5 separate regions of the Mus musculus genome follow, and regions 2, 3, 4 and 5 are each linked to region 1. The links are chromatin loops, found by intact Hi-C in ENCODE. Cell type or tissue: heart. All regions are shown on one strand. Each heading gives the region's core, and the rest is flanking DNA. Links, peaks and the distances in the headings are about the cores only. Region 1 holds the start of Smim8 (small integral membrane protein 8). Region 2 holds the start of Slc35a1 (solute carrier family 35 (CMP-sialic acid transporter), member 1). Region 3 has its middle 4.4 kb from the start of Zfp292. Region 4 holds the start of C9orf72 (C9orf72, member of C9orf72-SMCR8 complex). Region 5 holds the start of Akirin2 (akirin 2).

Region 1 (6,042 bases), core at 359-5,358:
CATTCCGGATGGTTGTGAGCCACCATCTGGTTGCTGGCATTTGAACTCAGGACCTCTGGAAGAGCAGTCAGTACTCTTAACCGCTGAGCTATCTCTCCCTGTCAGCTGTACGATCTGTCCAAGCGCCTGTATTTCTGTCTTCCTTTCCCATCACACTTCTTTCTTATCTACTAATGATCAAGAACATGAGCGGGCATGCCACGAACAGAATTTCTCATACTTGTTTAAAATGATAAGCTACACTTATGTCATATGTTGCTCTATAATAGGATGTTTTTTATTTTGCTCTGCCTTTCTTCCTTGTGCGGGGAAAGGGTATACCTCAAGACAAAAGAGCAGGTCTATGAAATCATGACACAATATAGAAGTCCAAACAAAGTCAGGGCTAGCCATCTTTTAATGTGTGTATGTGTTTCCTCCTCTACTGTACCAAAATTAATATTTAGAGGGATGATCCACAATATATTTGAGAAGCAACACTTGAAAACTTACTAGTTAGGCTAAAGAGACAGCCTAGCAGTTAAAAATACTTGTTTCCCTTGTAGAAGACTAGGGACAGTTCCCAGAGCCCACATGGTGGCTACAACTGCCTGCAATTCTAGTTCCAGGGGTCCAATGCTCTCTCCTGGCCTCCATGGGTACCAGACACGCACATGGTGCATATATATACACACACAGACAAATACTTATTCACACAAAATAAGCACCAGACCCCACTCCTCCCTGAGGAACTATTAGCAGTTAACTAGTGAGAACGTGCCATCTCCCTCAGTGGTATACCCATTGATAAACTGTTCTTGCTCTGGTAGATAACTTTATGCACACAGGGAGGTTAGGGGGGAGGGAGGAAAGAGGGGCCTGTTGGGAAGAAGAGGTTGGACTGGTGGACTCGTGGGCAATGAGGGAGAAAACACTGAAGCTCATTATATAAACACTTGATAACTGTCAGACGATATATTGTTACTAATTAGCAGTGCTGAGGGCCTGCATCAATCCCCAGCATCATATAAAACCCAGGCTGTGGTATGTCCATAAAACTCCCAGTGCTGGGGTGGGGGAGGCAGGCTCATCTCTGGGGCTCTCTGACCAGTCAGCCCTTTGGGATCAGTAAGTCCCAGGTCCCAGTGAGAAACTCTGTCTCAGAAAACAAGGTACGTGGCCCTTGAGGAACATCATCAGGCTGACCTCTGGCTTCTACACACATACTGCACATGTGTGCATGTGAACGAATGAACTATCCGTGTCTGTACACACCAAATTCACTAGAACAAGATTGGCATAGCTACCTATATTATATTGTATGGGGAAGTATGAAGATATAAACAATGAGAACTGGTTTAGGAAAAGCACTCTATTTTCAAATATATAGAGAACTGCCTCAAATGGACCAAACATTCAACGATAGTATAGATACTCTTGTTATTATGTTTCACATACTATACTCTTTTAGTGCTTAAGAAAGTAAAAGTCCGGAGTAGGACACCTTCAATAGTTTAGATTAATATGAGAAACTTTGAGAAAGAATCAGGGCTTTATAGCTTGAGGGAACTAAGTAAGCTTAATCTCAACTCTGGTGCTTCTAAAGGAATTTTTTTTTTTTTTTTTGAGTAAGTGACAACTCTGATTCCACCTTAATAAAAGGAATGATATTATACACTGCAATATTACAGATGTGTATTTAACATTGTTAACATTCTTAAAAGGAAAGATGTTAACAAAATAGCGGTCATCCTACAGATAGTGTGCAACCTTCCTACCTTCGATGCCTTTTCACTACTAGGGTAGGATAATCCAATTCTTCCCATTGTAGTGGACTCCTATTCCATCAGCATCTTTTTCCAAAACTGATTTTTGAGGAAAGTGTTTTGCATTTATAAAGTACTACCAGACGCAGGACCCTAAGATAAGCCCAGCACTAGAGAGGCAGAGGCAGGCGGATCTCTCTGAGCTCCAGGCCAGCTTTGTCTACAGAACGAGTTCCAAGACAGCCAGCCCCCTGTCTCACAGTGGGGAAATGAGATCGCTTAGATTTTAAAAAATAAACTCTATCGTTTTTACTGTAAAATATAACTTTAAAGTGAAAAAAGAAAAACACCACACACAAAACCCACTTTCCACCTCGTAATTTACCCCACTCATGGATTGGGGAAAGAGTGTCACTGTGGCAAGGACCTGAAGGCTGTAAAGCTTTTCAGACCGCGGTCAGATACCCAGGCTCCTACGGAGCTCAGTATAAATCTTCATAAACAAGTGTGAAAACTTGTGTGGTCGGCGGGCAGGCTTCCCGGCAACCTACCCTAGCATCTTCTGCAAACCACAACCCTCCCCTTCGAGGGCTGGCGGAGCCTGACCTTGGGCAATTGGGAAGCCGGGGAAGCTTCAGCTCGGACGCCGCCAGGCTCAGAGACTTCCGGCGTCCCGTGCGAACGCCCGCTGCTGGACTTTCCTTCCGGTTCGCCCGGTGCGCGCCCAACCAGTGCGCGTTCCCGCCGGGGCTCTAAGAGCCGCACCACAGCGCCATCTATGCTCCGGAGGCCGTAGAGCAGGGGTCCGGGCCGAGCCCTGGCATTGGAACTGCAGGAGCCCTTGGCTTTGGAACCCAGATGAGCAGTCTGGTTTGATTTCTTGGGGCCTTTGACTTTCAGCCTCTCACATTCAAATAAGCTTTCGTTTCGTGGGTTTCATGTATATTTATATAAAGAGATATCCAGAATTGGAAATGGGACCTAATGGCACTTAATGGAAATGGAAAGATTCAGGCTAGAATCCAGCTGCCTCCAAGAGAAGGAAGTGCAGTATCGCCAAAAAGGAGTCTGGGGCTTTATAGGGTGCTTTTAGTTGAGCAGTGGTGTGGCAGAAGAGCTTTAAGAGAAAAGGGACTGGAATTAGAAGTTTTACATGTGGTGGTGAAGGGTTCGAGTCTTTAGAACCGGGACTGTGGTCAGTCTAGCCGTTCTGAGACAGGGATCATCTACCATCACTTGTGTAAAAAAAAAAAAAAAAAAACACATTCAAATTGATCAGAGATTACTAATCAGAGTTTCCCAAATTAGATCTCCAGGGGTTAAAGAGACTTCTCACGGGATCTCTGATAGCACTGACGATTTTGTTTTTCACATAGATATTAATAGTTCGCTTATATTTAATTTCAAAAATCATACATTATCAGTATTTTCTCAAACACGGGTTTTTTTTTTTTAAGTAATATAAGTCCTAGCCTTATTTTACGAGGACATCAAGCCAAAGTATATGATATAATTAATGGATTATCAGTTGACAAATGTGAACATTGTTTGTGGTAATTTTCAAAACCAATCCTACTCTCTCTTTTCTATGGCCTCCCATCCTGACTCCTGAGTTGTCCTGTGAAGGCTAAAGGTATATTTTAAGTTTAAATTATTGTGTGCTTTAGGCATAAAACAGAAATGTCTCTAAACTGTAAGCCCCTCTTGGCAAGAACAGATAGCTTCTTGGAATGCTGGGAGCTGTTGCTCCTGTAAGACAACAAGCCACTTGTTTTCACTTCTGTAAACAAGGCTGGTTGTCTCAGCTGCACAGGATGTGCACACATAGGTGGGAGGTGTAGGCAGGAAATATGTCAGGATGTATACTTGCCCCTGATTACATAAAAGTGGGATGTATATAGCCTTGTCAGTTTTGATTGTATACGCTTCTGACTAATGTAATTTGTTACTCTGGGATTCCTGGATATGGCCTTGGGCAGTGTCCCTTGTCCTGGCCAGTATTTAATAAAGCCTGCTTAGCTCAAAAATTGTGATAGTAGTCTTATTCTTGCCTTGTGGGATTAACAGTCCTTGTGATTTATTTCGGGTAGTATCATATATATATATATATATATGTTGTTTATATATGTCTATGCGTGAGTTTTCTATCTGATGCCTTTGGAGGCAGAAGAGGGCATGGAATTCCTGAACTAGAGTTAAAGACAATTGTGAACCTGCCCAGGGCCAGCCCTGGAAGATCTTCTTTCATGTTCTGGCTCTCCTTGAGCATTAGCAGTGATAAGATTTGGTCTTAGAAGGCACTTAGGGTTACTATATAATAATAATACGTTTTCCTATCTCAATTATAAGTCACTGTGCTTCAGTAGCTAACCTGCCTTCTGAGATCTTCTGAGGTGAGCAACTGTTTTGCACCTCATCCTAAAACAGGAGGAGATTAAGTAAAGTGGCCTTTGTTCTATCTCCAGCAGGAACTGCACAGCTTTAACTTTCATCCTGCTAGTTGAAGTCACAGGAAGAAAAAAGGGACACTTTGGAAAGTGATTTGAGCATTTATTTCTAAGTTGTAAAAAGTTTCCGATGAAAGCTTTCTGAGAAAAAGGGGGAAACAGGCTTGTAAAAAGGGGGGTAGGTGGGTAAGGGATCTAGGAAAAAGGCAGGATGTAAAAAAGTGGGACAAAGAGAATTGCTAAGAGAAGTGAGACAAGGAGAACTGCTCCCTTCTCTTTATCCTCAGCACTTATTTACATCTTTCAGAATACATGATCCCATGGTAAAAAGTTCAGCACAAGTTTACACAAAATTCAAACCATAAATCGAATAAGTTTACAACAGAGAATGTTTACATGCATATCCATTAGTAGTAATTATCTGGCTAAACATTCGTCACCTGCCACAGCTACACAGGTTCATGGAGAGTTAAAAACCATAACTTAAGTTATTAGTGAAGCTTTGTATAGATAAACTCAGTCAATATTTCATTTTCTGTTCTAGCACTTATAACAAATTGTCAATTCTCTTTATATGACCTTTGGTTAATGGTTTTACAGTCTTTTAAAAATAACTGAGAATTCCAACTTTTTTTTTTATTTTATTTTTTTTTTAAAGATTTATTTATTTATTATATGTAAGTACACTGTAGCTGTCTTCAGACACACCAGAAGAGGGCGTCAGATCTCGTTACGGATGGTTGTGAGCCACCATGTGGTTGCTGGGATTTGAACTCCAGACCTTTGGAAGAGCAGTCGGGTGCTCTTACCCACTGAGCCATCTCACCAGCCCGAGAATTCCAACTTTTAACACTATAAAAGCTTTCAGTAAAACAGATCAAGCAACAGTTTCTCATGGCTGGGGTTAAATAAGAAAGATCTAATCACAAATCTTTATGATGTGTGATCATTGAAAGAAATACAAAATATGAACTGTTTTTATCAAATACTATAAAACTTGTGTTTAGGACTCAGGACAAAGAAGTAAAATCTTTTATCTCCCCCAACCTTTTAAGACTTTTATGCAAATGTTTTGAGACTTCTTTATTTCCCATGTGCCAATTCTTTTCAGACTACACAGTTGAAAGAGATTATGAGGTTGGACCCCATTAGTTGGGGAAAGACTCACCTGGGTTCTGATAAAAAGCAAGTGCACCTCTCCTCTCAATGAAGAATAAAGTTTGCCTGGTCCAGGCACTTCAGTTGCAGTGGTGATTTCTGGAACCTGAAACATACTTCTAACATCATTGCAAAGACGGTTGACTGGGCAGTTTTATTGTAATGCGATGGCATTTGTTCTGAGAAGGTATTTCCTGAGACTCGAAAAAAGAACAGGAGCTTTTGGGAAGATTAGAATCTCCATTTACTTGCTTTAAACTCTATCATTTTAGGGCGTTAAACAAGAAACTGAGCCGCTGAGCCACACAATGTTTGATGAAGTATAACAGCATTCTGAAAAGTGTTCAATGATGCCTCTAAAAAAGAAACACCCACCCACCACCAGCCACAAACCCTCTGGAAAGTCTCAAGTTCAAACACATCACCTTCGCCCTTGATCTTCTGCACCCCATCTCCCCCACCTCTTCTCCTCTTCCTCCTTTCATTTGAAAACTTGGACGCTTCCCTTAAGTAACATGGATGTTGGACTAAGACAGACAGTGTTAAAGGCAAGGCTATTTATAGAGTAAATGTTTTTACTCACAGCCAAGCTGTGAAAGTGCGGAGTTAAATAAAATAACCTGGTGATAAGCAATGTGCTTTTCTTGTTAGTAACAGCAGTTGCTAAAAATTCACAGTGAAGAGATTACAAT
Region 2 (6,042 bases), core at 327-5,326, 91 kb before region 1:
TCTTAGTTCACGGGTTACACATAATCCTAAGGATGCCAAGAGACTCCTCCGGGATGCTAGTTATTAACTGACGTCTTATGTGCTAAACGTGCTTTTGTTCACTCCTTTGGAAGCCTAATCATAGGTAATTATACCTAATCATAGGTAAATAAAATAGGTGTTTCAAACAGATACTTTAAAATATGATTACACAAGAAGCTAGGGAAGCAGTGTCTCCATATAAGTGTTTCCTCCTTGGTGAATTAAAGCAGGATTTGTAAGTTGTAAGCAAGTTCTTAAACCAAAGAAGTAGTACAACAGAGAAGAAGAAATACGCCATATAACTATTTATCTTTCCTTCCTAAATGGTCCAATCTGCCAGACCAGCAATGCTTATGTAAAGGGCACTGAGGGAAGTACTATAATACTTCCATTGTTCTAAAACTTTCTTATGAAAGAGTTTATGACTCCAGAAATATGGAGCAGTAACATTTAATCCGTCAGTACAAGAACTACACCATCCATAGTTTTATATGATGGTTCAGAATAATGGAAAAATGTGTAAGTCCTATCTCAAGACACATGGAAATAATAGTAAGTTAAAATTTTGGCGTCCATAAAGTGTAATTAGGAGACAGCTATGCTCATCTGCCTTAATTATCTTGCCTATAGTTGTAGGGTTCAGCAGCTATGGCGGAGACTAACAGCTCTCTACAGAAAGACTGCCTGCCATCCATGACCTGAAATTATCAATATTCTCATAACTAAGAAGTGAAAACTCAAATCACTTTTTTTTTGGGGGGGGGGGCTGTGTTAAAGGTCCCTGGTTCAAAAAAAGCAAGATAATTTAAATACTAAAGATGTTTAACTCCAGAAAACATACTTTTTTTTTTTTCCTTTCCTTGAGACAGGGTCTCTCTATGTAGCTCTGGCTGGCCTGGTACTTGCTATGTAGAGCAAGCTGACCTTGATACAGTTCTGCATGCCTCTGCCTCCTAAGTGCTGGGATTAATAGGCATAAGCCATATCATGGTGTTTTGTTTTGTTTTGTTTAAGACACCCATAATGAAAAGGTCTGCAAATGTAATTCTTGAAAATAATTACTAATCAAAGTAGAAAAGTCTAAGTTTGGATACTATAAAACATAGATGACTTTGGTCTGTAATACCACTTTAGAAGCACATTTCAACTTTTAAAACCAATCCTTGTAACCATGATTTCCACTTACATTTCAGTTTACCATAAGATCAAAACATTTCTTCTACAATTCTTCATTTTCCAGGATGAAACTTCATTGATTAGGAATGTCAACGTTCCCAGGTAATATAAATATTCATGGTACGCAGCTACTTTAAACTATCCTAAGAATTCAAATCATATCACGCCATTAACTAGAAACCTGGCCCACTGATCATCCAGCACCCCCTTTGTGGAGAATCTGTTACCTTCCACGGCATTTGTTTCTGGGTGGAGAATATCCCCCAGAAGAGTCAGTCTGGAGTTATCCTTTTGTTTTCCAGTTACATTTTAGGGGGACTATTACTGTCATACCTGAAAGCTTGGACATAGCAGGAAGTAGCAGGTGAGTAATCGTTAAGATGACTCTATGTAAGGAGGTATAGAAACTGTATTTCATTAGGATAAAAAAGTGCAACACACCCAAATGTAACAACGTATGTGCTGGCAAGAAGTCTAAATCTGTAAACAACCCTTGCGGGTACCGATCTGCCTGCTGCATCTTTTAAGTGTTCATTTGTCAATCGCCCTACTTTTCCTATTACCCTCTTCCCGGATGCTACAGGACTTATCTGATATGGGACAATCCACCACCACAGAAAACTTACATGGCGCCTGATGTTAAATGTCAAATCCCCTCCCCCAAAGATAAATAATTTCACATCCACGCAAAAGGATATTCTTTAAATGCTTGTCCAACATTTATTTAGACTTAAAGCCAGTGCTCATTGGGGAAATGGTGAAAAAACAAAAACAAACAAACAAAATTAAAAAAAAAAAAAAAAGCGACGTTGTCGCCAGGCATGAGGGCACAGACCACTAATCCCAGCGCTTGTAAAACTGAGGCAGGAAAATCTCCCCGAGTTTGAAGCCAACGTGGGCTATAGAATGAGACCATGTAGTGTTGGTTCCTGCTTTAAAAATAAATAAATACAAAATCGTCACCGCCTTTTGGCCTGTCCTAGCCACAGTGCTATAGAATAAAACCTCAGCCTTGGGGCCAGCTTACGTAAAACCTGAAAGGACAGCCACCACAGCCCTGGCCAGACGGCTCGCCATCGGGAGGAGCAGCGCGCGCCCTCAAGCCCAGGGCTCCGAACCACAGCCTCGCTCCAGGCAGGGACCTGGCCGGCGCCCGGGCGGCTCACTGCACCGGTGTGCGGGTGCAGCCCGCTGCCGCTCCCTGCAGGGAGGGCTCGGCCCCCAGAGCCGGCCCGGCCAGCACACCCCGGGCCGCCGTTCCCTAGCGACCGCCCGCAGCCCGGCCTCACCTCTCGCCGGAGCCATGGTGCCGAGAGAGTCTGCGGAACTGACGCCCCTGCGGCCATAGAGACGCACCGGCCTAGAGAGCCCGCCGCACCACACGCGCGAGGAGGAAGCGGGGGCTACGGCGGAAGCCGCGCGGCGTGCGGAGCGACAAGTCTGGGAGACTCGGTCCTGCGGGGGCTCGGAAAACCGCAGCTTCCGGTCGACCGAGGGGGGGCGGAGTCAAGGTGGCCGAGCGTTTCCTTCTAGAGACCAGCCCCTCCGAGAGGATGGGCCCCGCAAGAAGGATTCTGAAATGCTCTCGATTATTCCTTTGTGTGAAGACCGTTAGAGAGGCTCCGAGAACTCGGACTTTTATAACTTTCAACTCCATCACGGCCTTCCATGGTTACCTCTTGGATAAATTTAGTATATATTACATACTGCTCGGAAGTACTGTGTCTGTCTTCATCATCCTTACTGTCACTGTCTAGCTTAACTTGGTAACTTCAGGCAGCAAAAAGACCTCAGAAAAATTAGATTGTATTAACAGGCACTTCAACCGCTCTAATGGTTACTGTGACTAGAGGATGTTATTAGAAAATAACCCCGGGTGGAACAACATTATGAACTAACCAGTACCCCGGAGCTCTTGACTCTAGCTGCATATGTATCAAAAGATGGCCTAATCGGCCATCACTGGAAAGAGAGGCCCATTGGACACGTAAACTTTATATGCCCCAGTACAGGGGAACGCCAGGGCCAAAAAGGGGGAGTGGGTGGGTAGGGGAGTGGGGGTGGGTGGGTATGGGGGACTTTTGGTATAGCATTGGAAATGTAAATGAGCTAAATACCTAATAAAAAATGGAAAAGGAAAAAAAAAAAACTATACCTCTAAAAAGTTGGAATTCTCAGGACCTGAAAACCCAACTGCTTATGAGCCAAATAAGGCCGCAGAGTGGGAAGTGGGAAGCGCTTAAGCCACAGCGGGCTCTGAGGCAGACAACAGAGCATAAAAGGATCAAGCTGGAATGCCAGCCAGTCTTATCAGACATTCTGATTTTTTTCAATGAGCCCAAAATTCAAATATAAATATCAATTCTCTGGCTTTTAAAAGGCAGCATATGAATGTAGGCTTCACTTGTTCCAGATAGCAAGGCTCATGATATAGAAATCTGTTATCACTAAATAGCAATGAAGCAGAGCGTTGTGTTTCAGAGTGTCAGGGCTTAACATTTTGTAGGGTTTTAGAAGCAGCCTCTATTCCAGTGATAAGCATACTACTATCTAGCTGGCATTGCAATGTCAATCTTAATGCTGTAAACTTTGTCTAAAATATAAAACAAATACGCGGACAGAGTTTTACTTGTCAATTTTAATAAAACGAAAAATGTACTACAGAAACTGCTTTTAGATTTGCATAACAGTCAGGCAGGATACGGTGCCCTAGTGCACAGTCACACAACCAGTGACTGTGCCAGCCCCGCAAATGAGCTTTATACACGCACAGCACTTTAAACCCTCCATCCGTGCCACTAAGGAGCAGCTTCCTGTAAACGTCCATCTCTAGGTTTCGTCCACCGCTCTGGTTAAGTTCACCTTCACCCCATAGGTTGTTTTGCTTTGTCCCCCACGAAGGCCAGCTATGAAAATCTGGGGCCTGGGCACTCGGCTGCTGCCTTCTCTCTTGGACTGGGTGCTAGCCTCTTTCAAAGGGTACACCTGTGAGGTGTTATCTCTTCTCATGTGGCTAAGGTCAGTCTGGACGGAGTGAGTAATTTTCTGGCGCAAATTAGCCTAGGTAGAAAGAGAACATAGGGAATAATGTTTCTCTAAAAAAATGTAAAAAATCAGGCATTTAGTTAATGTTTGCCTATTAACTTTCCATTTCACAAATAAATAATGCATTTTTCTATGATGGTGAGGATGGATGATGACAGGGAGGCTGAGGGTGGGGAGGAGGGTGGGGAGGAGGGGGAGGAGGAGGATGTGTATGGTATGATTGCAGGCATGTGCATGCCGTGGTGTGAATGTGGAAGAGAGAGGAAAACCCCTGGTATTAATTCTCTCCTTTTATGGCAGGTTCTGGGGAGTGAACTTATCAGCTTGCATGGCAAAAATTAATCAAGAACAGAATAAACTTAAGAATCCTTTACAAAGTGGGAAAACCTGTGACATGCTGAGACTGAGCTGAAGAGAAATGCACACGACTGGGTTGCGACGGTCCAATATGAGAAAGTGACGATTTATAGTGGGTTTTTAGAATGAGCGTCACACTATGCTGACAATATGAAAATCTGTTTCCAGCTTACTCGTTTTTCATCTTGCTTACTTCTGTTCATGGATAACTGGAAAACATGAGACTAGACAGATTGCACAGGCTAGTAACCATGGAGGATGGGGACTAGATGCCATAACTCCGTGGTCTCAAGGCGACTACCTCGTGGAAAGCCCTAAATTCATCCTCAGCCCCACAAAGAAAGCAGAGGAGATAAGAAATAATAACAATTTGGAAAGGGTAAGAAAAGCATAAAGTGAAGGAGAGCAGACCTAAGTAATTCAGAATTTGAACCATCATAGATCCAAATCTCTACATTCATAAGACTATGTCATTTCATTATTTTTGATAGAATAATTTTATTATTCCAAGAGACTTGTTACGTAAACAAATATTTTTGTGCTGGGATTAGAACTTGGGGTCTCACACATGCTATATGTAAGTGCTCTGCCACTGGCTCGTAGCCCTCAACAAGACCCAACAAGTTATCAGATTGTCCCCTATAAGATGCAATGAAGGACGCGCTCCCTTGGGAAGCTTCACTGCGCAGTGAGAGCAGTAAGATTCTGTGTGTCCGAGCCGTTGCCTTCACACCTTGCTGTCCCCACCACGCCTGGCGCTTTTCTGCCCAGTCTTATTTAAATACCCATCTTCTTTCTGTTCAACCCACCAAGATTAAAAGACCTGCTTTAACACACTTCAAGTTCTTAAAAAAAATTCTAAATACTATTCCCCCTCTGAGTGAAAGCCAAAGGTTGGTTGAGGTGGAGTTCTCCATGTGTATCTTTGCTACTGCATAAGCCAGGCCACCTTCCGGGAAGTCTCATGGCTCCACCTCCCATCTCCTGTGGGCACCCGGGGATGGCAGCGTTGTGTGCCATTGAGGCCAGCCTTTACGTTTTCACGTAGGCTTGTGGATCCCAAACTCTGATCTTTGGGCTTTTGGAGCAAGAGTCTTCCCTACTACGAAAGCCTTCCCCTAAGTACATTTTAAGTCTGCAAGCTTTCTGTCTTTATTGGGCGATCTTTTACTTCACATTTTACTTCACCATTTCAGGAGAATGGTGGATAAAACACATTACGGTTTCAGGCATAAGTGATTTTATCGCATAGAAACCATATGCCCTCCCTCCTTTGAGTTTGTTGGGTATTCTGTGACTGCTATGAAAAGAGTAACTCATTAGGTAACTTATCTATCCCCTACCTTGTGATTCAGCAAGAAACCCATGGTACAGTAAATGATACTAATGCAATACACATTTGTTGTCTTAAATAAGATATTTTTAAAGGAGGCAAGTGGGAAA
Region 3 (6,042 bases), core at 689-5,688, 110 kb after region 1:
GGAAATGTATATAATAAAGCCAGATGTGATTCTAGTCCTCACAGGTGACGGGAGGAGGACACTTAGTGGAAAATGTTCTCTGAATACTGTGTTGTTCCAGCGAATGTTTTGTAATGCATGCTTTTAAATCATTACATAAGATGAACAAGCACAAGGCAACCTTACAGAAAACAGCATCAATACTGCACATTAACAAGACAGAATCCTCTAATGCTTGCATGTACATGAGACCAGGGGAGCACACTGTAAGGCTAAGGATTTCCTCTATTGGATTGAACAGTGAAAAAGAGTTGAAGAAACAAATGAAGGTAGCTGTTTTGTCTTGCCCTAGTCCCTGTAGATACTCTACCAATGAGCTGCCCTGTACCCTCCTTGCTTAAGATTTTAAATTTTGCAGTTCATTTTCCCAGGTTATATATATAGTTCAGGTATTAAAGTTCCATCAATGTATGCTATTTTAGGATTCCAATGAAAATTATCAAAAGAAATATGTGATTAGCCAATGCACCAGTAAATGCAAGGACTGTACAATAACTAAAGGCTAGGAAGCTTACCTTTTCTACAATTCAACAGTAATGAGTTACACCACACTTCATTTACAGGAAGGAAAGTGTGTAGCAGCAGGTGTGGAGAGAAAGATCCAAAGTGAAATATGCCTGAATAATGATTTTTTAAATTATTACATAGGGCTAGGGTGTAGCTCGATGGCAGAGCACATTCCGGAGACTCTGGTAATGGGATGGGGAGGGGGTACCTAGTAATGTCATTCCTACCTTCAGGCCATGATACCCTTGTGGCTAAAAAAACTGGATTAGGAGCTGGAGAGATGGGCTCAGTGGTTAAGAACATTTGCTAGTTTTCCAGAAGACCAGGGTTGTAGTCCCTGTACCAGGTGGCTGCTTCACAGCTGTCTGTGAGTTCAGTGTCAGGGGATGCCAACTGCTTCTGGAACCAGACATGCAAGTGGTGCACAGACCTCATGCAGGTATGACACTCTTACATAGAAAATAAAATTTTAAAGGAAACTGGAATCATAAATTGGATCTGCATTCTAGTACGGCCATATAAATTCATCTGCACCTTTTGCTTTTATCTAGTGTCTGTGACTGTTAAACTTGAGAATTATGAGGAGAAAGACGGCCTTAGTTAGGGTTTTATTGCTGTGAAGAGACACCAGGACCACAGCAACTCTTATAAAGGACAATATTTCTGGTTTATATTTTCAGAGGATTAGTCCGTTATCATCATGGCAGGAAGACATGGTGCTCGAGCTGTAACTAACAGTTCTCCAGCCCAGTCTGCAGGCAGCAGGAAGAACAAGTCACACTAGGCATGGCTTGAGTATCTCAGACCTCAAAATCCATGTCTTAGTGCCTTTTGGCCAGCCTGAGACCAAGGTGACTTTCTGTGACCTGTTTGCTTTTTCCTCTTTTTGGGCAAGTGACTTAGTGACAAAACATTTACATATAGAAAGAAGTAATGGGCCACAGAAACGACCATACCAAATATCCAGTCATAGCACAGAAACTAACAATTGAAAATAAAGAGAGACATCTACATAGCTATTTAATACAACGCCTGTGGGTGCAGGGCATCCTACCAACCCACAGAGAAGACAATCAACAAGCACACTGAGTGGAAACGAGCATGTGATTGTCCCTTGGTATGGTTGTCAAAGGAGAGAACAGCCAGAGGCAACTTGGGAGAGTACAGAGTGAACATTTCTCTCAGAATAGATCAGATGATTAGAGGGACAGCGGGGAAGCAGAGAGAAGAGACCAAGGGAGCCGAGGACCAAGAGCGTGCACCCAAAATAGCTAAGTTCTCTAGGAATCGCAAGCTGGGGGAAGACAAGCAAGTTCAGGGGCTGGAGAGGTTTATGGTGGGAGGCAGGGGTGAGGCGTGCTAAGAGAAGCCAGGACTCTGTAACAGGTCTTAGCAATGCTGAGAACCTGATGGTCACGGTCAGTTTTTATACAACAGGTCCCTTGGCTAGCCATATGTCCCAGGTTTGAGACCTTATACACACAAAACTTAACCGTAGCCGTTAGCTTCTTAAGTACCAAACTTTCAGTTCACAGGAACCACTACACACACACACACACACACACACACACACACACACACACACGCACATACCCTTCTCTGCCTAGAGGCTCTTAGGAAAAATTGGAGACCCAGTCCATAAAATGACAATAAGGCCACTTGGGCCACAAGCCCCCAGGTTTCTGGGGACAGCGTTTTGACCAAGCAAGGCAGTTAGTTCGTGGGCGTGGTATCACAAGGGCCCTCAGGCAGTCGAGCCTTCAGCCACCAGTTACACTTCCGGCACTTGTGCTGAGGAGCCGCGCTTCCGGGTGGCGCCAGCTTCCCGGGTCCTGCGGGCTTCCTGCAAGCCTGGCGCACCAGCCGGCTCTTGAGGAATTCCTAGACTGCGGGACCTGAAGACTGGAACCGGGGATGCGCGGTGCCTGCTGCACGCTGGCAGCGCCGGCCGCCGCCACGCTGCTCCCCAGCCCTGTCTGCACCCCGAAGCCCGCGAGCCGAGCTGCCTCAGCTGGCCACACAGCCCGCGGGCGCGCGGCCTCCAGAGCCCGCCGGGAGGAGCCGCTCGGGCTGCGCGCGGAGGAGGCAGGGAGGCCGGGAGACTCGCCCTGCAGGGCTTGGCCGGCCTTCTCCAAAGAGCTGGGCTGCACCCGGACGCCTGAACCCGCAGCCTTGGGGACGCGAGGATTGGCGTCTGCTTGGAGTGCATCCAAGAAGACTGGAGATCTGGGTGAAGACCGCCGCCTCATCTGCTAAAATCACACTGCACTTTTTGTAGAGAAGATATGTTTTTTCCTCCTCTGAGAGACAGCAACCGGATCGATTAAAAGCGCTGAAAACATAAGCCAGGCACTGGTCCGCTTACGTACACAATTCCAATGAGCCCGAAACACGAAGCACGAGTAAAAAGATTAGTTTTAGTCCTTACATTCTTTTCATGGAGGGAAACAGAGGGATTTATCTAGCGGGATTTTTTTTTCTTTTACCTTATGAGGAAGAAAAACCAAATGGAAAATGAGTAATGACATATAAAGGAAAAAAAGAAGAAGAAAAAACTATGTTGTTTTTTTGAGATAGTTTCACTTTGCAGCCCATGTTTGATTTGAACTCCGTGGCAGAAAAATGACTTGATTTTCTTTTCCTACTGTCCTTCACCGTCACACTCGTTTTGTGCAGTACTGAGTTCGTTATGCATGTTTGGCAGCCTTTCTGTCAACTAAGCCATCGCTAATTATTCTAATTCACCCAAATGAAAGCAGTCATAAAATAAAGCAAAAACAGAACCTTGGAAACAAACTCTGTAGCGTAGTTGAATTGGCGTGCACCATTTCTCTAAAGAAGCAAAGAGAAATACAGAAAATAGTTTTCCCTCTCCCCTCCTCCTCTCCCCACTCTTTCCCTTGTGCACAGGCTCTATCAACTAGGAGCTATACGCCCAGCCTTGTAGTTCTAAATTATAATCGTTGTACATCATTTACCTCATCGGGTGTTATATAATATCACACTGTTGTAACACTTGAGTTTTTAAAAAATAGCAATGCTGTGGTGAAATGAACTTAGAAATGCACAGGTCTCTCTTCTCATTCTAGGACATCAACTTAGGAAATTTTGTTGATTTCCATGAATCTTTTGTTGTTGTTATTGTTGTTTTTCAAGACAGGATTTCTCTGTGTAGCCCTGGCTGTCCTGGAACTCACTCTGTATACCAGGCTGGCCTCAAACTCAGAAATCTGCCTGCCTCTGCCTCCCAAGTGCTGGGATTAAAGGCATGCGCCACGACTGCCCAGAAATTTCCATGAAGCTTATAGACCAGGGAAAGGGCATCAAATCCCATTACAGATATTTGTGAGCCACCATGTGGTTGCTGGGAATTGAACTCAGAACCTCTGGAAGAGCAGTCAGTGCCCTTAAGTGCTGAGCCATCTTTCCAGTCCCTGTTATAAATCCTAATGTAAATATCTGATATATGACCCCTGTGAAAGGACTGTTCACCCACCCCCCGCCAAAGGGGTCACAACCCATAGGTTGGGAACCTTTGTTTTTGACACTTTCTTCAATATAGAAGCAGTACTATTTTAATTGGTACTATTTTGAGTATTCTTGCTCTGATCACAAATTGAACAAGAGTCATTTCCAACAAGCAACTTCTATCAGACTTTTAAAATTTTATTATTTACATTATAGATGTTTTACCTGCATGTATGTCTGTGTACTATGTATGTATAGACCCTGCAGTGGCTAGAAGAGGACATCAGATCTGGGGTTACAAGTTATTGTGAACGCAAAGTGGGTACTGGGAATCTAACCCTGGAAGAGTAGCCTGTGCTCTTACCTGCTGAGCTGTCTCTCCAGCCCTCATAGTTCTTTTTGTTGTTTAACACTGCTTCTTGTAATAGAGTCTTACTACATGGTGTTAGTTGTCTTGAAGCTTTCCATGTAGACCATGCTAGCTTCAAAATTGCAGTGATCGACCTGCCTCTGCTTCTGGAGGGCTAGAATTACAATCACAGCACACCTTTACAAAATGTTCTCTTTCTCTCTATACTTCTCTGATCCCCACTCTTCAAAGTGGGGTAGCTTTGATGAACCACTTACTGTGTTGCATACAGTCAGGTGCCATATAGTTGAGTCTTATTCACAATCTGGTAGCACTTTAATAGTAGAAACTGTATTATGTCCAGTCTACTTTCTATAATGTCACTTGGCAAGTGACAGTGTACTTAGTAGTCAATATGTATCCATTGAAATGAATGCAATCCAGTTTGTATTTGACAGTAGCCTGTCGTCCTTGTTCTCATTATAAACAGTTTAGACTGTAGAGAGACCATATTTGCTCTCTAGCCTAGGTAAACGGTACCCTGCTTCTGCAGTTCTTCTTGCAGCTGATCCGCCTGACCAAGTCGCTTTGCGGGGGGTCGGCTCCTGCAGCCTCCAGTTAGCATCTCAAAGTGACTCAGTGGAAGGCTAGGTAAAGCCGCCACAGGAAATTGCCCTCCTCTAAGTGGAGAGGGACTTATGTCGGCCCTTTGTTCTTAGTACTTGTGTGACTCTCAGAAACTGTGTTCACATTGGGGGGGGGGGGGGGACGACACTCACTGCAGGTCTGCACATAAATTCAGTCATAAATTGAATAAGAGGTTATAACAGAGAATGCCTACGTGCCTATGCACTAGGAGCAATTCTCTGGCTTAACTTTCACCGTTTGTTACCAGCTTGCAGGGTCATGAAAAGTTTTAGACGATAACTAAGCCATCTGTGAAGTCTTGTTTAGATAAACTCAGTCAATATCTTATCTCTTGTTTTTGCACCTGGCGTCCTGTGTTGTATATATTCTTTTTAACCTTCCGTTAATGGCTTCTGTAACCCCTTGGAATGCGCCCTAAGTATTAGAAGTCTGCTGTTATCTCAGAAGCAATTAAGCAGTCATTTTATAAAAAGAACCTGAATGTCTCTGTGGGTATTGCCATTTGGAAACAATGATAACCCTTGCTTGCTGGATGTTTCTGCAGAATAAAAGCTCTTTGTCTTTGCATACTATCCGAGTCTGGGGTCTTCCTTCAGCAATCTTCTTCAGACTCTGCAAGTGACACAGGTGTTAGGAACTCAGGTCCTCTGCCAGAGCAGGAAGCACTCTCAAGTGATGATTCATCTCCCCAGCCCGTGACCTCATTTTTTAAGGCACTGCAGTCTAGGAGATTTGAACCTTTCAGATCTGTCATTAATTTAATTAAGTATCAGGGGATTGATGACACCTTCTGGTCCCATTTCCTAATCCCTATTTGTATTTCATGCAGTGATATTTCCCCCAACCTAAGTTGTTGGGATAGATTGAAATGTGTATATAAAATGCTGAGTACTCGCTAGATAGCAGTGTCATTATCCAGTGACTAACTCAAAGCTGTCATGCTTTTAAGGTGTCCTCTAACCTGCCTCCCTAAAGGTGAATTATGGTTGAACTCACATTTTCCTTTTGGCTATGCATGCTTAAGTGTTCTG
Region 4 (6,042 bases), core at 598-5,597, 450 kb after region 1:
CTCCTCTTAAGCAAACCCAAATTACCAGTATCATTACCGCCTTGCTATGAGGCCATTATTAAATAAAATAAGGAGTAAATATAAGCTACCTTATAACTAAAATGTCTGAGTGACTGACTAGCACGCAGGTGGTGCAATCCAGTGTGGATACAACAGACAGATGTTTGGACAAAGGAATCAACCATGCCCGGGGTAGGACACAGTAAAAGCTACAAGAGGGCATCAGACTGTTCAGAATAGCACGCAGCTTAAAACTTAGAAATTGTTTATTTCAGGAATACCGTATTTTTAGACTATGTTATTTCATGATTTAGGAATCATGAAAAAGGGGAAATTCCTATGACCTAAAAAATAAAGTCTTATAGCGAAGTGTAATCAGGGAAGCTGTGAGTCTGATATTACTAACACCTGAAGTTAGCATTGGTGGGAACCCATATACAAATGTGGCCAAAAAATTCATTTCAACCTCACAGACTTTTGCTTATATGTTTTCTGGCTACTTCAGAAGGTTAACATTAGCCACAGAGTCTTCTGAGAGAAGCCAGAGTCCAAACCAGAGTGAGGCTACGACTCATCACTCTATAAACCGAGTTCAGGGGTCACGAGGGCTTAACCAATACTTCCAAAAACTAATAAAGTTTATTTATGTTAATAAACATGTTAACACTGTTAGCAGACTGGCACATTTGAAGCCCTTTGTTTTTTCTTTAACCTTGTGAAAAAAAAAAAAAAAAGAGAAAGAAAGAAAAAAAAATCAGCTTTCCAGGCTGCTTTGAGGAAGTTCATTTGCCTACTGCTACTGTGATCAAGAATTATACCATAAGGCTTCCACTTGTGGGAAGAGGGGCAGGACAGCCATCAACCAGCCCTCTCAGCCAAACAGGAACTAACCAAGACCACTGTAAAGACAGTGGACTACTTGCCAGACCAGCCTTTGTCATTCTCTACAAATGTTCAATTTCAGCCAAAACTCACATGCATACTCATGACACCAGGACTGTGCCATCTTGCCTAGATCCAAGTTTCTCAGGCCGGCTAACCTAACACTTGGACAGTATTCACTCAACATGGGGGTCTAGGGCAGGCTCAAAAGATAGACGTTTTATCCATTCAGTCATTTTCTAAAAGCAAACATTGGATGGCCAACATAGCCAAACAGAGTATTTTACCAACTTTTAAAGTTATATTTACATTTGTCTCCCAGAAATTTAAATGCTTGTTGAATGTCCAGTCTGCAGCGCAGGCTGTAACCCCTCTTATTTTTTGTGTTCTATGAAATAAGAACACCGTCACCTTTAGTTTCGAAGTTTCCAACTGACTCTGGGGTTTCCCACAGTGCCAATGGTCACTGAGGTGCTAGTCAGCAGTGACTCAGACAGAAAACCCCTGTTCCTCCTGATCCACAGATTATTTTAACTTTCAGTGCCTGTAGCAAGCTTTCATTCAAAAAGAGTAAAAGAAAAACTACTTGTAGGTTTTTTACGTGACATAGGTTTTTACTGTGGAGGATGATGAAATACCTGCTTTCTGCTCCTAGGTTATGATTCACCCTTTTGTCTAGCATATTCATGCTCTCCACACTGTCTGCCACTACTTCTCCATCCTCTTGGTTATCAGATCTGGTGTCTGCCAAGGTACCAAGGTGCCTGCGTTCAGGTGAATCTTGTTTTGCTTAACAGGGGTGAAGTACAGTAAGTTACTTTGAAACACAAAGCGATCACATTCACAGGACTTTTACAGAGCAGCTGCAATGGCTCGACTTTATTATCAGTTATTTGTAATCTCTTATTGTGCCTACTTTCTAAACTTTAACATCTGTGTATGAAATGTAATGAAGGGAAAACACCTATATCCACACGATGGGTGTATGTAGGCGTTTCCTGAGATTTCAGGCTATACTGGGGGCCTCCTGGAATGTCCTCTTTAACTGAGGGGACGCTTACTATATTTCAAATATTCTGATTCCATATTATTAACATAATCTCAATCTCTTTCCTCCTCCTCTTCCTCCTTCTTCCTTCCTTTCTCTCTCTCTCTCTCTCTCTCTCTCCCCCCCCCCTCTCTCTCTCATATTTTAAGTTTTCCAAGTGGACTAACGATTCTATCTTAAAGTATTTTCCAGTCCCTTTTGGGCCCTTAATATAAAGTAAAAGTACTACTGAGACAGACTGTGTACCCGTTTTTCTCAACTGGTGACGAACGGGAACAGTGTAACAAGAAATTTATCCATCTGCCGGGACAAAACTCTACAAGAGCCTAATAGTCCCCACACCAGAAAGCGCAACCAATCCCTCCCAGGCAAATGCACTCCTGGCCAGACAGACCCTGTGTGGACAGACTTAATCAGTGCACTTCTCTCTCTGCAACTGATTACCATCAGTCAAGTGATGCCCAAGTCACAATGGTCACTTCCTTTAATAAGTCTGTACAACCGCGGAGCTGTGAGGCAACCAGGTCACGTCCCACAGAACTGGGGAACAACCTGGTAAGAGTAGCAGCCCATGTAAGTGGGCATCCGCACTCCTTGCAAACTTCTGCGAAATCCTGCCTGCGTGTTGTTCTGTCCGTCCTTACTCCATCCCACCGGCGCTTTCTCCTCCCGGGCGGGGACCCTCGGGAGACCTGACTGGGTCGCAGGACCCACCAGCTGTCGCCGGGCCAGGCCCCTGGGGCCCAGGCTTGTGGCGGTGGGGGCCGCGCTCGCCGTACTCCCGGAGGGTTCCCTCAAGGGCCCGGGAGACGCTCCGGGTCGGGATCGGGGAGCGCGGGCGGACAGCAAAGATGAGGCCCATCCCCATCCCCTCCGCACCGCCGCGGCCCCCGCAACTCCTGCAAGGCCAAGGGCTCTTTCGCCCGGGGGACAGGGAGGAGTTCACCTCGAAGGAGAAAAAAACCCCGCTGGTACCCGGAGCCGGCCGGCCCGCGAGCCGACCGTGGCAGCAGCCCCCCTCCGCCCGCGCGTCTCACTCACCCACTCGCCGCTGCTGCGCCTTCACCGCCGGCGCAGGGACCGCAACCGCAGCCCGCTCCGGGCCCCGCCCCGGGACCGCCCCGCCCCGGACACGCCCCCAGGCCCGCCCAGTCGCAGTCCCGCCCCCAGTCCACAGCAGACCCAGAATCTGCAGGGCTCCCCGGTGCGGATCTCTGCAGTCTTGTTTCCTTCTTTTGTCCTTGGTCACCGTTGTGGAGTTAAGTTGCGAGCTGAGGCAACCAAAACGCACCTCCCTCGCACACCCTCCCTGGACTGTCTAGACACCACTTTCCACCTAGAAGGAAAGGGCAATTGGGATGGCTGTCACTACAAACGCCATCTTTCACGTGGGCGGAACTCGTCTCTGCTTGACGCGCCGCGGTTCCCTCGTGGGACTCCGTAAGTTCCGGGTTGGCGCTTTCACTTTGCTTTGCCAGCCTTGAGATGCCAGTGGCAGCTGGCCAGGCGGAGGCTGTCATGGGCTTTGTAGCTTTTCTTCCAAGAGCCGCTCAGGAAAAGCATGGGCAGAGCTGAGCTCAACCTAGATAGATAGTGTCACCTGCGTTATCTATCTAGGTTACGAAGCGTAGTTTGTGGTTGTAAGTAGTTTTGCTTTGTTTTGTTTGGGAGTTGGCAGGTAGTGGGTGCTCAACAAATATTTAGTGAGTGAGTGGATTTCCTTTGGTCCCTATGACACGGTTAAATGCCGTAAGTCTGCGTGCACACTGTACGTGTTCACTCCGCAACAAGCACAATGATTCCCCCACCCTCTGTGCGTAGTCACCGTGTTTTCTTCTAAACGTCATTTTTGCCAAATAGCACAGTGCACTTTGTTTTTTAACCTTTGGGAAAAGAACACCATGACGTCTGATTTATTGATTGATTGATTGGTTTGTAACTGTATTGTGGCTTTTCACTACAGATGAGTAGTGTTTATTATTTTCCAGCAACTTTTCATCATTTATAGGGAAAAGAAAGGCATTAATAACAGAATACCTATCAATACCACCTTCGGTAAAAATAGAACTCTCACCAGGTATTGTATGCTTTTTTTTTTTTTTTTTTTTTTTTTTTTTTTTTTTTTTACCTAGCAGTTGTCATTCTATCAAGTTCTTACAGTGTTTTGTACCGTGGTCTTCAGATGTATATCTCATAAATGAAGTATACATCTGAGAGTTAAAAATACATCCAGACACACAGAAATAGCATAGGACCATGTTTGGAAGGCTAGGGTTAAGAGTGCGATGCTGTAGTCAAAGTGGGTGAGTTTGCAGGTAAGGAAGGCAGCTGAGTGAGGCCAGTCAGCTAATCCACAACACGAGGAATAGACGTTTATACTATATCCCACACTGAAAAGCTGAAAAGTTCCCAGGTGGGTGTTAGGTACTAACACACATACACGCGCATGCATGCACACTTAAGATAATTTGCTTGTCTGTAGTAAGCCAGAGCTATCAATGTAATTGATTGGGTCAGTTTTCTGTGATTCCAGAGCCCACTAGGAATAGAAGGTATTTGTTTGGTGTCCTCTTGAAGTAAGCCCTTCTTTAAAACCTGTCTGTGAGTCAAACTAACATAACATTACACTTCAGAATAAGACTGGAACTTTGAAGGAATATACCTTCTTAGTGTTTTTTTTTTCCTTCAAAATTTTACCTAGAGACAAAAACAGTGTCCCTCAAATAACTTATTTTGTGTAATATCAGTCCTAGAATAAATGTTTTATTTAAAAAAAATAATCAAACCAAGAAAGGACTAGGGATGTAGCTTCGTGGGTAGAGGGCTTGCCTAGCATGTGTGACTCCCTGGGTTTGGTCCCTACCATATTCCTCTCTTTTTCTCTCTTTGGAGAAAAAAATGAAACATCACGATCTAAAATATTGTATGACCACAGGAAATGAAATAAACCATGATACAACTTATATTTTGTGATCAATGAGTGGAGACCTTTTTCTTCACATCAGATGGAACAATTACTTAGGCATAGGTAAAGTAGCCTATATATTTTAATTGGATTGTAGCTAACTTTTATTAATCAGGAAGAAAATAATAAGTAGGTATGCTGGTTCATAATTGTTGTATTGCCTGAAAGGTGTAAGGTAGAATACATCTTTCCTCCAGAGAACCAAAGAGAAAATGATGCTAACTGTATGTAGAAATATGATTCATGATATTGGTGTGATAGATTTTTAACCCTGTCCTCTCAAACTTTACAAATAATCTACCTCAAATAACTCCAGGCTCTAAGTGAAAATATGCTGGCTATAGAACTATATCTCCAGGGCTGAAAGTGGAGGGCATTTGGCAGAGGGCTTGCCTACCACGTACTGGTTTACTCCCCAATACTAAACGAACTGACGAGATGGCAAACACCTATAATCTGAGACAGGAGGATTAGAAGTTCAAGATTATCCTAGGCTACACTACATGCTGAAGGCTATCAAGGGGGCGGGGGGATCCCATTAAAAGAAAGAAAGAAAGAAAGAAAGAAAGAAAGAAAGAAAGAAAGAAAGAAAGAAAGAAAGAAAAGAAAAAGAAAGGGAGTATCTCTCCAAACAGGAACTGAGAACTCTATCCCCTATTTCCAACCAGAACAACACCTTTAAAGACCCGATATAGAAAAATGTCAGCTATCATGTTTCACTAATGTTCAGTCATGCAGACACTCCTCGATAAGGGGGATTTCTAAAGCAAAATAAGAGGTTGGGCTCTGTAACCACAACAGATATTAAGTATCGTCTCTGCTTTAGGTTAACCACGGAACTGGACAGTTCTTCACTCCTTGGTGACTCAGTGTCCACAGTGCTAGCTTTCTGTGGGGGCTTAAAGGAGGGAATGGAGAGAGTGGCCAGTGTGACCCTAGGTAAGACTGTGTATCCATGACAAGGGCATTTTGTTCCCCTTGTGTGTGGATGGCAGAACACCCACAGAAAGCAATGGCTGCAGCCCTTCTAATAGGAGTGGAAGTGACTCCCATAGGTACATTGCACTCCTCTGATAGTCCCTTCCTCTGGGGCTTCCTTGCTTGACCCCACAGGAAGCTGGTCAGTGCAGTCTTTTAGCAGGACACT
Region 5 (6,042 bases), core at 605-5,604, 230 kb before region 1:
TCCAAAGGTCCCGAGTTCAAATCCCAGCAACTACATGGTGGCTCACAACCATCTGTAATGAAATCTGATGACCTCTTCTGGAGTTTCTGAGGACAGCTACAGTGTACTTTCATATAATAAATAAATAAATCTTTAAAAAAAAAAAAAGAAAAGAAAAAAGAAAACCTCAAGGCATTCTCCCAGTGACAACAAGGCCTCACCACCTAATCCTTCTAATCTTTTCAAAGAGTTCCACTCCCTGGTGAGAGCCAGTCTCATTCTCAAGCCAGAAAGTTGCCTCTGGGTTAAGGATGAACTTGAACTCCTGACCCTCCTGTAGGCCACATAAGCCTAGAGCTGCAGACCTAATGCAGAAAGAATTACTGTTGCTGATAGGAGTTCCCAAATTTCCAAGGGAAACTGCCCCAGGCATGTTTAAATTTAAACCAGAAAGAACAAAAAATTAAGGAAAATCCAGATTATAATAAACACACCGATTAAAAATATAGAAAGAGCCCCAGTACAGGGGAATACCAGGGCCAAGAAGTGGGAGTGGGTGGGTAAGGAAGCAGGGCTGGGGGAGGGTATAGGGGACTTTCGGGATAGCATTTGAAATGTAGAAGAAAATATCTAATAAAAAATGCCTTAAAATACAGAAAGAAAAACTAGAAAAACTTACTGTACAAGCTATGTCAAAACTGAATGTCACTCTGTAGGGAACCCTGGTACCAGGAAAGGGAAATACCTAATGCACACAGGGTACCATTAGAGCCACAAAAACAAAACCAAACCCCAAATCAAAGTAATTAGCATGGTGGTTTGAATAGGAATTGGCACTAAGGCTCACAAGCTGAATACTTGTTTTTCAGTTGGTCATCTATTTAGGAAGGTAGGATGTGTGGTCTTGTTGGAGATGTATCACAAGGGGGGCCCTCTCTCTCTCTCTCTCTCTCTCTCTCTCTCTCTCTGTGTGTGTGTGTGTGTGTGTGTGTGTGTGTGTGTGTGTGTCTCTCTCTCTGTGTCTCTCTCTCTCTGTGTCTGTCTGTCTGTCTCTCTGTGTGTCTCTGTCTCTCTCTGTCTCTTTCTCTCTGTCTCTCTTTCTCTGTCTCTCTTTCCTGCCTCCAGATCAAGTTATAAGCTCTCACTACTACTACTCCATCCATGCCACGTTTCCTTCCATGATGATAACCCTCTGAAACTATAAGCAAGCCTCCAGTTAAATGCTTTATCTTATATGTATCCTTGATCATAGTGTCTCTTCATAGCCATACAACAGTTAGGAAAAACCAACTAACAAATTTCAAAAATAACAAACAACAAAAGACAAAAGCATAAATGAGCAAACTATGCTAGCTATATCGACATTCCCAGACAATTAGAGTGGCTAACGCTGGTAGTCCTTACTACTGCTCTTTTTCTGACCTCTATACAATTGCTTTTATTTATCCTACTGAATTTCTTGTTTATTTTTAACATTAGCCCACAATGCAATTTGCGTTATGGCCTGCTCATACCTGATTTGTTTCTGTTCATTCCTCCAGGCCGTGTACCCTTTCTCCCCTGGCAGTTACCTTCTGCTTTCATGTCACAAATACTCTATTACCCCTTCCTCCTCTTCCACACAATCTCAATGTCCTGTCTTGTGGCTCCCTTTTACCTTCCGTGCCACCTGTGGTCAAATCTTAGTGGACAAAAGGAGAGGCTGCTGTTTAGTTGCTAGGGTGCTTGATTGACCCCTGGCAATATATAAACGATGTATGATGGCACACGCCAATCATCTTAACCTTAGTTCTCAGGAGGTAGAGGTGGGAGGGTCAAAAGTTCAAGGTCATCTTTGGCTACCCAGTGAATTTGATATCAGATCTTATCTCCAAAGGAAAAAAAAAAGTCAAGAACTTTTCTTATTCTGCTCTTACATAAAGTATGAACGTCCAGTCAGTTTCAGCACAATAACAGATTTCCTGGAGTTTTTATAATTTAATAAACACATCCTTAGTACAAGTCTTAGTTAAGTGACTGTTTCATAGAATGCTGGTCTTTCTCAAAAGATACTTTCTAAGAACTATATTCTAAATTAAAATAAGTGTGACAGAGTTGCTTATACAGTGTGATCAAGAAAGCTGATCTTTGTGGTGGTGAACAATTCTAAACAAATGGATATATAGAGAGGTATTGTCCAAAACAACTATAAAGCAGCCACATATGTTGATTTCTGAGTAAGCAGAAAAGAGTGAGCATTAGGCGTATTAATACTTATAATCTTGGTGGAGAGCTAGCATCCACAGGCAGAAGATATAAAGTATCTACATAAATTACTTCATCAGTGCTGTAGTCGATCCCTATTTTAGATAGTTGATGAAAAAACAAATTTTAGAAATATTTCTTCCCACTTTGCTAATAAAGATGGGTCCTGCTCCCTAGGCATTTATTTGCTTGCCTTTCCCTAGACCCCACCCAGCCTTCCAAACTCAACAAATTTCTGGTGTTGATCGCTCTCTGCTCATAGTAAACAATTGACTTTGTGCTCCTTTTCAGCTATGCAGAATTTAATAAGCAAACAAGTACCTATCTGGGAAGCGCAAAGCACAGACTTCAAAGATCCTGTAATCTGATATTATTACTGTCGTTCTGTCTCGAGGACCCAAATTGGTGTTTTCATTATTTCCTATCTCCTCCATGTGACAGATTTGGTTTTTTGGCGCTCCTGACAGCTAAATTAATCTCTCTCCAAATATTAGACTGGCTCTTTGTTATATCCCGTTTAAGTCACTATGCCAAATCTTCACAGGGTCTCTAAAGTGCTTAGCTTGCTTTTCCAATGGGTTCGCTTCCTCTTCCCCACTGTCTCACAGGCTCTCCTTTCTCTTCCTTAGGTCTTTTTTTTTTTTTTTTTTTTTTAAACTCTCTTACTTATGAGGGGGTATTTAAATTCCAACCCGGAACTTGGGATCGTGCGCCTTGGATGACGGGAGTCGTAGTTTCTGTGACTTCTGGGTAACCGCCTTTCAGGCCGATCCCTGCCCTTCACGAAACCCCACAAATCCCAGAATGCACTCTGGCGGGCCCGCCCCCGGTGCGCAGGCGCCCTGGGGCCGCAGGATTTGAATCGGCGGCGTTGTTATTGACGCCATATTGGGGCCGGCGGCGGGTGGCAGAGTTGTTCCGTGGAGAAGAGAGGGTCGAGTGCATTGCTTAGCTCTGTACGGCCGGGCTACCTCGCAGCTCCCGCGCGTGGCCGCCACTCACGAGCTTCCGTCTGCACCGGCGTGTCGGAGATCGCGTCTGGGTCGCGCCACTGGCCGGGTCCACTTCCGAAGGGAGCGGGTCTCCGCGCAGGAGCCCCGGCGCGCTCAGCCCGAGCGCACGGCGGGGGCGGCCCGGCCTCTCGGGAGCGGCCCCGAGCCGGCGGCGCGACCCTCGCGCCTCGCCCGCCTGCCCTGTCGCGGCTCCGCCGTCCCGGGCCCCACACCCACCGGGCACCTCGGAGGGCCCGTTTGCCCCCGTCCTTCCCGGCCCCGCCCGAGCCGAGCCTCGGCCGCCCGCCACCATGGCGTGCGGAGCCACTCTGAAAAGGACTCTGGATTTCGACCCGCTGCTGAGCCCCGCATCTCCGAAGCGGAGGCGGTGCGCGCCTTTGTCGGCGCCGGCTTCGGCTGCCGCCTCCCCTGCCGCCGCCACCGCCGCCGCCGCCGCCTCGGCCGCGGCCGCCTCGCCGCAGAAGTATCTCCGGATGGAGCCTTCCCCCTTCGGCGACGTCTCTTCCCGGCTCACCACAGGTGGGCCTCGGCCCCGGGGCTGCCGGGGTGGGCTGCGGCCGGGAGCTTGGGTGCGGACACAAAGGGAAGGAAGGGCCTGAACCGAGGTGGGGGTGGTGTCGGCAGGTTGGGTGGGTACGAGTCGGGTTGGCCGGCATTGTGGGGGTCCCTCATTGTGAGGCAGATCATTTGGGGCTAGATCCCTAGAATCGTTTCCTTATGTAGAGCCCCAGCGGAAATGATCAGAGAGGGTGATATTATTCATAAGTCAGGCGAGAGAAGGGTCACATTTCACCCGAATCTCCGGGTCTCTTGGGCTGAATCGATTGGTTGCAGCTATTAACTCAGTGACTGAGTGGTTTGAGGCGAGAAGGCAGCCCCTCCTCCATTTTAGACTTGGCTGGTTTTAGTATAGAAGGGGTGGGGTTTGGAGGGGGATGGATGTCACTGGGGCGAGTTGTAGGCCTGTCATTAATCACCCACAAGAACGCCACTTTGGCTGAGTCAAGACCTGTTTCCCTAGCAGGGTCAACAACAAAGCAAATGTTCTTCCCGAGTACTGTAATGTGATCTCACTATGCGTCCAGTCCTTAAGAGATCCTGAACTTTTAATGAAAAGGAAGGTGTACTTCAAATTGAGACTGACTAGTTTATTTGTAAATGCTTTAGTTATCCCAATGAAGTATGTTGGGAGAAAACAACCTAGCCTCGAGAGTAACGAATAAATCAAGATTCCAGTGGACTTCAGACTTGAAGTCTTGAAACATTTTCTCAAAGTGTCTGCCGGATGGACCTTTGATTGCTTTTGTATACTAAATGTGTACCTAGGGATTTTTTTTCCCCCTCTGCATTTGGAAATCTTTGTGTGCCTTCGGCACAATCTTAGGGTAAACTTTAATGGACTTGAAGTGTAAGTCTGTTTCTTTTGTGTGTGGCATGCAAGAGTGTGTGAGCCTGTGTGTGTAAGCCCTTAGTGATATCATCCTTAAAGCCTTTGCTTAGCTTAAATTTTTTTTTTCTCAGTAATTCATTTTAAAAAGATGGGAACTATAGAGTTCTGTATTTGGTAACATCTATATGAAATTGACTGTACCATGTGTGTTTTTTTAAATGTCACATTTAAATATTCATACCCAAATCCATGGAGAACCTCAGTTACCTAGTCTGGCTCTTAAATTTTTGATATAACGTAGCCAAAAGCTGTTTTATGAGTTGCAGTCACTTTTCGTAGAAATTCCAAGACGTTTATTTAAGGATCATACCTAAGCTGCCCTCCCCCACATATGTGTATAAAGGCACTCCTGACCGAGTTGTTAGAGGAATGGCTCTCAATCTGTGGGCCGCGACCCCCGGGGGAACGCTCCGATATTTGCATTATGATTTATAACAGTAGCAAAATTACATTATGAAGTAGCAACAATAATCATAGGGTTGGGATCATCACTGCATGAGGTACTGTGCTAAAGGGTGGGCTTATCAGGAGCGCTGAGAACCCCCTGCTTTAGTCATTACTGTAAAACAAGGGAACAAAGTGGAGAATGGATTCCTTTTTTTTTTTTTTTTTTTTTTTTTTTGGTTTTTCGAGACAGGGTTTCTCTGTGTAGCCCTGGCTATCCTGAAACTCACTTTGCAGACCAGGCTGCCCTTGAACTCAGAAATCCACCTGTCTCTGCCTCCCAAGTGCTGGGATTAAAGGCGGGCGCCACCTCCGCCGGGCTGGAGAATGAATTCTTGGGGCAGACATTTTTTGTTTTTAATGAAATGCTAAATTTGAACATTGAAATGGTGTCCTATCTACTAATGGAGCCATTTTAAAATAGCTGTAACTAGCAATAAATTTCATTGGAGCTAGTGATAAGTTTGAGAGTTACAATATATCCCTATGCAGTTAAAATAATCTTGAATACTAACACAGCAGGGAGCTATGACACGTTTCTTTACTTAAGGGAGGTTGTTCAGAAACGGTAATGATCTCCCAGTCTGCCATGTCAGTGCTGTAGTGCAGAGTGTTTAAGAGTCTCCACATCTCAATCAGTATACTGTAAAATAACTGGGAGTATTTTTAGTCTTTTAGCCAGCTGATCTAGTTTGACCACATCTTGAAACCTAAAATCAAATCAGCTGGGTGGTGGTGGGGCACGCCTTTAATCCCAGCACTTGGGAGGCAGAGACAGGCGGATTTCTGAGTTCCAGGCCAGCCTGGTCTACAGAGTGAGTTCTAGGACAGCCAAGGCTACACAGAGAAACCCTGTCTCACAATGAGAGAGAGAGAGAGAGAGAGAGAGAGAGAGAGAGAGAGAGAGAGAGA

What was found. Peaks named below come from ENCODE experiments on the same cell type or tissue, not always from the same donor. Only the 100,000 strongest peaks of a DNase experiment are listed, where the experiment ranks them.
Region 2: a loop joins it to region 1, with 7 times the contacts of the local background. A loop is called at or near these places in 21 of 42 quality-filtered maps.
Region 3: it touches region 1 in a loop (7-fold over the local background); 10 of 42 quality-filtered maps call a loop at or near these places.
Region 4: a loop joins it to region 1, with 5 times the contacts of the local background. A loop is called at or near these places in 5 of 42 quality-filtered maps.
Region 5: it touches region 1 in a loop (1.9-fold over the local background); 2 of 42 quality-filtered maps call a loop at or near these places.

Annotation. Positions count from the first base shown.
Region 1 is chr4:34,775,928-34,781,969 of GRCm38, forward strand. Smim8 (small integral membrane protein 8) reads right to left here and starts at 2,439. Exons shown (of 3, transcript NM_001330757.1): 1 at 2,352-2,439. In heart, for the core only: a CTCF peak has its summit at 2,536; a DNase peak (open chromatin) is centred at 2,474; H3K4me3 peaks cover 1,251 bases; H3K27ac peaks cover 900 bases.
Region 2 is chr4:34,684,758-34,690,799 of GRCm38, forward strand. It overlaps Slc35a1 (solute carrier family 35 (CMP-sialic acid transporter), member 1), which reads right to left and starts at 2,681. Exons shown (of 8, transcript NM_011895.3): 1 at 2,487-2,681. The coding sequence starts at 2,502. It overlaps Cfap206 (cilia and flagella associated protein 206), which reads right to left. Exons shown (of 13, transcript NM_001347062.1): 13 at 3,817-4,257. The coding sequence ends at 4,027. In heart, for the core only: a CTCF peak has its summit at 2,598; a DNase peak (open chromatin) is centred at 2,594; H3K4me3 peaks cover 1,731 bases; H3K27ac peaks cover 1,270 bases.
Region 3 is chr4:34,884,330-34,890,371 of GRCm38, forward strand. No RefSeq gene overlaps it. Among named protein-coding and RNA genes, the nearest start is that of Zfp292, 4.4 kb to the left of the region's middle. In heart, for the core only: a CTCF peak has its summit at 2,567; a DNase peak (open chromatin) is centred at 2,352; H3K4me3 peaks cover 1,908 bases; H3K27ac peaks cover 1,452 bases.
Region 4 is chr4:35,222,817-35,228,858 of GRCm38, forward strand. It overlaps C9orf72 (C9orf72, member of C9orf72-SMCR8 complex), which reads right to left and starts at 3,020. Exons shown (of 11, transcript NM_001081343.2): 1 at 2,972-3,020. In heart, for the core only: no CTCF peak of the experiment used is centred there; DNase peaks (open chromatin) are centred at 2,545, 3,045 and 3,335; H3K4me3 peaks cover 2,322 bases; H3K27ac peaks cover 1,549 bases.
Region 5 is chr4:34,547,519-34,553,560 of GRCm38, forward strand. Akirin2 (akirin 2) reads left to right here and starts at 3,097. Exons shown (of 5, transcript NM_001007589.3): 1 at 3,097-3,755. The coding sequence starts at 3,527. In heart, for the core only: no CTCF peak of the experiment used is centred there; DNase peaks (open chromatin) are centred at 3,073, 3,833 and 4,023; H3K4me3 peaks cover 3,341 bases; H3K27ac peaks cover 2,295 bases.